Linked DNA regions of Homo sapiens: region 2 is linked to region 1. A link is an interaction called in ENCODE POLR2A ChIA-PET data of the cell type or tissue named here. Cell type or tissue: PC-9. All regions are shown on one strand. Links, peaks and the distances in the headings refer to the core of each region. The heading gives the core; the rest is flanking DNA.

Evidence for each region. Peaks named below come from ENCODE experiments on the same cell type or tissue, not always from the same donor. Only the 100,000 strongest peaks of a DNase experiment are listed, where the experiment ranks them.
Region 2: POLR2A ChIA-PET joins it to region 1 with 40 read pairs; 1 of 35 experiments calls an interaction of 5 or more read pairs at or near these places.

What each region holds. Positions count from the first base shown.
Region 1 is chr15:74,864,849-74,867,747 of GRCh38, reverse strand. The region is part of intron 1 of SCAMP2 (secretory carrier membrane protein 2); the gene reads left to right. Among named protein-coding and RNA genes, the nearest start is that of SCAMP2, 7.1 kb to the left of the region's middle. RefSeq lists an enhancer at 1,257-2,188. In PC-9, for the core only: no CTCF peak of the experiment used is centred there; a DNase peak (open chromatin) is centred at 1,487; H3K27ac peaks cover 1,084 bases.
Region 2 is chr15:75,651,515-75,654,413 of GRCh38, reverse strand. All of the region lies in intron 1 of SNX33 (sorting nexin 33), which reads right to left. Among named protein-coding and RNA genes, the nearest start is that of SNX33, 5.1 kb to the right of the region's middle. RefSeq lists enhancers at 324-875, 876-1,428, 2,393-2,899. In PC-9, for the core only: no CTCF peak of the experiment used is centred there; no DNase peak of the experiment used is centred there; H3K4me3 peaks cover 1,327 bases; H3K27ac peaks cover 629 bases.

The DNA.
Region 1 (2,899 bases), core at 135-2,634:
TGTTGTGGCTGCTTCCCAAGGATTTGAAATATTTCTCTCCTGTGGAAGGAAGAAGTGGTGGCAGAAACGTGATTTGGGTGTGAACAAAGTTACTTGAATTTCCCTGTGCAGACAGTGGGACCTTCCCAGAGAGGGTTGGCCCCAGCTTGACCATAACTTTGGGAATTCTTGGAATAACCAGATGGACCTGGTAGAACTTTCCTGTGTAACAGAGCATTGTCTCAAGAAATTTGAAAATGGCAGGGTTCTTACAGCTTCACTGTGACTACAGACAGCTGCCCAGATAGGATTCCTGCCTTTATGGTTGGCACCTGGAGCCAGGCTGGGTGTTAAAACTTGGGTAGAGAGATAGGTGAACTTTGACTCTTCCGTTAAGTCTTCTTTGGAAACACTTGGGGTAAGATAATCTTAATTTCAGAGAAATGGTAATATTTAACCAGGACAAACAAGGGGTACTTGCTGTTCATTCAGAGAAGAGTGCTGTGCACATTTGCAAACTGTGACCCATCCAGCAAGTGCTGCTTTGAGATGTTCACGTTAGTGCACATCACTGAGGTCATGCTGCTCTGCAGGCCTGTGCAGGAGACCATGGTAAATGAGCACAGTATGTGATCAATGGCTTCTGGCAGGAGAGCTAAGAAATACTCACTGAGGCTGGGGCGCAGTGGCTCACGCCTGTAATCCCAGCACTTTGGGAGGCCAAGGCGGGCGGATCACAAGGTCAGGAGTTCGAGACCAGCCTGGCCAATATGGTGAAACCCCATCTCTACTAAAAATGCAAAAATTAGCCAGGCGTGATGGCGGGCACCTGTAGTTCCAGCTACTCGGGAGGCTGAGGCAGGAGAATCGCTTGAACCCGGGAGGCGGAGGTTGCAGCGAGCCGAGATTGCACCACTGCCCCCCAGCCTGCATGACAGAGCGAGACTCCATCTCAAAAAAAAAAAAAAAAGAAAGAAAATAAATGCTCACTGAGAGTGACAGCACATCACAAGTGGGATCAGGGCAGTGTCCAAAGGAGCTGGGAGGGCTCTCAGGAGGAAGGGCAGAGACCTGTGGCACAGAGGGCTTGGACTGAAAGCAGAAAGCCTGGCAGATGGGAAAACAGGGTTATTCATTTATTTTTTGAGACAGAGTCACACTCCCGAGTAGCTGGGATTACAGGCGTGCACTAGCATGCCTGGCTAATTTTTGTATTTTTCGTAGAGGTGGGGTTTCAACCACGTTGGTCAGGCTGGTCTCAAACTCCTGATCTCAGGTGATCCACCCACCTCGGTCTCCCGGAATGCTAGGATTACAGGTGTGAGCCACCACGCCCGGCCAGAAAACAGAGTATTTTTGGGTGAAGTAGTGCCAAGAACCAAAAGTCGCTCCTGCTTGCTGTCATCCCTGTACTCCTGTGTCCACTCTTACCCCTGCACCCCCAGGCATGTCCTCACTCTTAGATCTTAATGGTCTCTTAGGGAGTCATGAGCCTGGGATGCGTCTGCTGCTTGTGACTCACATGCTTGTTTGGCCAGTCTCTTGAAATTCTCTCCATCCTTGGCCTCTTTTATCCTGATAATTCTCACCTTCCTCAGCCTGTTTTCACTTCCTGTCTCATACATTTAGGAGTATTCCAGAGTTCTTTTTTTGTTTTTATTCATGCTATTGGAAGTTCAGAACTTAAACTTTGTCTTTCTTTTTTTTCTTTTCTTTTCTTTTCCTCCCCTCCCCTCCCCTCCCTCCCTCCTTTCCTTCCTTCCTTCCTTCCTTCCTTCCTTCCTTCCTTCCTTCCTTCCTTCCTTCCTTCCTTCCTTCGAGACAGAGTCTCACTGTGTTGCCTAGGCCGAAGTGCAGTGGCACAATCACGGCTCACTGCAGCCTCAATCTCCTAGGCTCCAGAAATCCTCCCATCTCAGCCTCCCAAGTAGCTGGGACTACAGGCAAACACCATCGTGCCTGGCTTTTTTTTTTTTTTTTTTTGGAGAAATGAGGTCTCACTTTGTTGCCCAGGCTAGTCTCGAACTCCTGGATTCAAGCAATCCTGCCTCAACCTCCCAAAGTGCTGGGTTTACCCTGTTCTCACTTTATACCTTCATTTCTATGACTTCAGAATAGCATCCACATTTCAGCGATCCCAGATCTAGATCTCTAGTTCTCAGCTTCCTCCTGAGCTCAGACCACTATTTCAAACTCACACCTGCACCTTCCCAATCCTTCCAACCAGAAATATTCCACAGCTATCTCCAACCTGACTCAATATCTTCTCGGATCCTCTCCCTACCCCACCACACCCACCCTTGAAAAACCTGTTCCTCCTCTCCCACAGTCACTTATTTTGGGCACTCCTTTCTTTCTTTTTTCTTTTCTTTTCTTTTTTTTTTTTTTGAGACAAAGTCTTGCTCTGTTGCCCAGGCTGGAGTGCAGTGGTGCTATCTTGGCTCACTGCAACCTCTGCCCCCTGGGTTTAAGCGATTCTCCTGCCTCAGCCTCCCAAGTAGCTGGGACTACAGGCGCATGCCACCACGCCCGGCTAATTTTTGTATTTTCAGTAGAGATGGGGTTTCACTATGTTGGCCAGGCTAGTCTCAAACTCCTGACCTCAGGTGATCCACCTGCCTTGGCCTCCCAAAGTGCTGGGATTACAGGCGTGAGCAACTGTGCCTGGCCTTTTTTTTTTTTTTTTTTTTTTTTGAGATAGAGTCAGGGTGGAGTGCAGTGGTGTGATCTCAGCTCACTGCAGCCTCCACCTCTCCTGGGTTCAAGCAATTCTTCTGCCTTAGCCTCCTGAGTAGCTGGGATTGCAGGAATGTGCCACCACGCCCGGCTAATTTTTGTATTTTTAGTAGAGATGGGGTTTCACCATGTTGGCCAGACTGGTCTCAAACTTCTGACCTCTAGTGATCCACCTGCCTCACCC
Region 2 (2,899 bases), core at 228-2,727, 790 kb before region 1:
TGAGTCCTAGTCCTAGCTGTATCCTCTCCAGCAAGCCACTGCTCTTGCCTGGGCTCCAGGTCTCCCCACTGCCCAGTGGGACAGGTTGCACTAGATGTGATGCTGTTGACAACCTCTCACACGGTATAGTGCTTTAAGGAGTTTCCACATCTGTAAAATGGGATAATAATAGTACCTGCCCTATAGTATAGTTGAGGCTTAACTGAACTAATATGTACACAGTTCAAAGGAGCGCACCTGAGATACAATAGAAGCTCCAGATGCTACATGTTATGGCTTGAAAACTGCTTTTCTTTTCTTTTTTTTTTTTTTTTTTAATTTGAGATGGAGTCTTGTTCTGCTGCCCAAGCTGGAGTGCAGTGGCTTGATCTCGGCTCACTGCAACCTCCGCCTGCTGGGTTCAAGCAATTCTTCTGCCTCAGCCTTCCAAGTAGCTGGGATTACAGGCACCTGCCACCATGCCTGGCTATTTTTTTGTATTTTTAGTAGAGACAGGGTTTCACTATGTTAGCCAGGCTGGTGTCGAACTCCTGTGATCCGCCCACTTCGGCCTCCCAAAGTGCTGAGATTACAGGATGAGCGGTAGAGGGAAGGCTAGATGATGGCTCAGAACCCAGAGGCTGAACCCACCCATCCCCCAGGCAAGAACTTGTCCCTACAGTCGCCACTTTGCCTTGGCCACGCTGTCCCTATGGCCCCTCCATGGAAGCTCTGTGGTCCTGGGCCTCTCTCTAGCCCACAGGACCAGTGAAGGAGCACCCAAGCCTTCCTCCCTCCTCTTTCGCCTTCTGGCTCAGCTCTCCATCCCTGGGGATCCCCTCCCCCATCTGGGAGGGCACAGTGGAAACAGCCTGGGCTGCGGAGCCAGACACACTGGACTCCAGCTCCTGCTCTGAGGCTCATCTGCATCGCTGCACCTCGTCTGTAAAACGGAAGTGACCACATCGCCCTCCTGACCTGTCGTGAGCCTTAGGACCAGCCCCGCTCTTGCTGGCTGTCAAGTTGGGGGTCCATACGTCCCAGCTTGCCCTGGACAGTTACTTTCCCCTGTTGTCCCGGGATCACTATTGCTAGGGCCCCCTTTTATGCCCCAAACTGCCCTGGTTAATTATATGGTTACCCTTCTCTTAGGAGACCCCTGGATTGGGCTACAGGGACTAGGCCCGTGGGAGGACCAGGCTCCTCTCAGCTCCAGCCAGGGTTTATGTCCCATTTTATTTCATTTTATTATTTTTCTGAAAAGCATACAAATTTGTTTAATGTAAGTTTCACATGACATGGAGCCCTCCTAAGGAAATGAAGACCCTCGGGTCCCATTTTACTCACCTAGAGACTGAGGGGAGAAATCTCTCCCAAAGTCATGTCAGATGCAAAGTTTGTCCAAATCCTGGTCTCCTGACTCCCACCTAGGCCTCCACTGTCCTTCCTCCCACACACTCACCACCCATTCAGATGTCCAGACAGGCTGGACAGAATCCTGGGGGCCCAGGACCCAACTGTTCTTCTCTTTTCTTTGAGAAGGGCTCCACCCCTAAGGCCAGCATTAGGACCCCCTCCTTATCACTCCCATTGGGCTGTGGTCCCCAAAGCCTGTCCAGTTCTGTCTCAGTACCCCCTCCCTAACTTGCCCCACACCACAGGCCTGGGAGGAGCAGTGCAGAGCCCAGAACTTAGAGTAAGCCAGAGAGGGCTTGGCCCATTGGGAGGGGTCCTCCCGGGGAGGGAAGGCAGTGGGCTGGCCTCTGTTTCAGGTCAAATGCACCAGCACAGAGGACAGTGGCCTCTGACTCTTAGAAACACCTCAAGTAGAAACTCAGAAATGGCCTATCTCAGCTCTGTCTCTCTGCCCAGGGTCAGAAAGGCTGGTCTGGCTTCCCCCCAGCCTGGGAGGCCCTGGTGTCCTTCCTAGGTGTGGGGCTGCCCTAATGTCCTCAGCTCTGCTCTGGGTGGGGGGTCCCCAGCCACTGCATGGGAGCATCTGTTTAATCATTGCATTCCCCCTCCTGCTGCCTGCACAGGAACAAGCCATCTAAGGAGCTGGTTGAACCAGCCTTCCCACTTGTGCTCAGGGAGACACCTGCCCCAGTGGGCCCCCAGCAGGCCTGGCCACCTCCCCTGCCCTACTCCTGCCCCAGTGCTCAGAGCCAGAGCTAAGGTGTCATTCTGTTTCTGAGCCATACCCTCCCCAGGAGTCCCTTCCCACCCACTCCCTTGAAGGCCTGATGGCTCACTGGGACCCCATTCCCTTGTTTTACAGATCAGGAAACTAAGGCCCAGAGGGGCAAAGGCACTCCCCGGGGACGCACAGCAATCTAGGGGCAGAGCCAAGACTAGCACTCAGGTTTGTGTTTCCTGGAGTTCAGAGGAGGAGGAAGAAAGGTAGAGATGAGAGAAAAAAAAAAAAAAACAGAAAGAAAGGAAGAGGAAGAGGATATAGCAAGGGGAGAAAGGAGGCTGGGAGCTGGAGAAGTTATAGAAGTCAACCTCTTGGTAAAGGAAAGCAAGGCCAGCTTACCCCAGGCCCTCCCTGGTGGTGGTGGGTGACATGTTTCCTGTTCCCCAGGCTCAGTGCAGAGGTCTGCCCCCTGGCCCCACCCAGAGTCAAACTCCCCACCAAGCCAGGTCTAACCTCAGGGCCCAAGGGCCAGGGAGCCAGCTCCACGCCCTGCAGACGAGTTACCAAGCAGCCCCAGGGAGGATCACACCTCTCTCCTGACATCTGCCCTCCCAGCTGTGCCCAGGACTCAGGCACCTGCTGGGGCAGCCACTGGCTCTCTCCTCAGGCAAGAAGAGAAGCCAGGCTTGGGAAGCAGGAGTTGGATAGGCCATGTGGACAGTGCCCTGGACCCCTGATTCTGCACCCCTGGCCCAGCCAGAGTGCCCCTGTGTGACCCAGGAT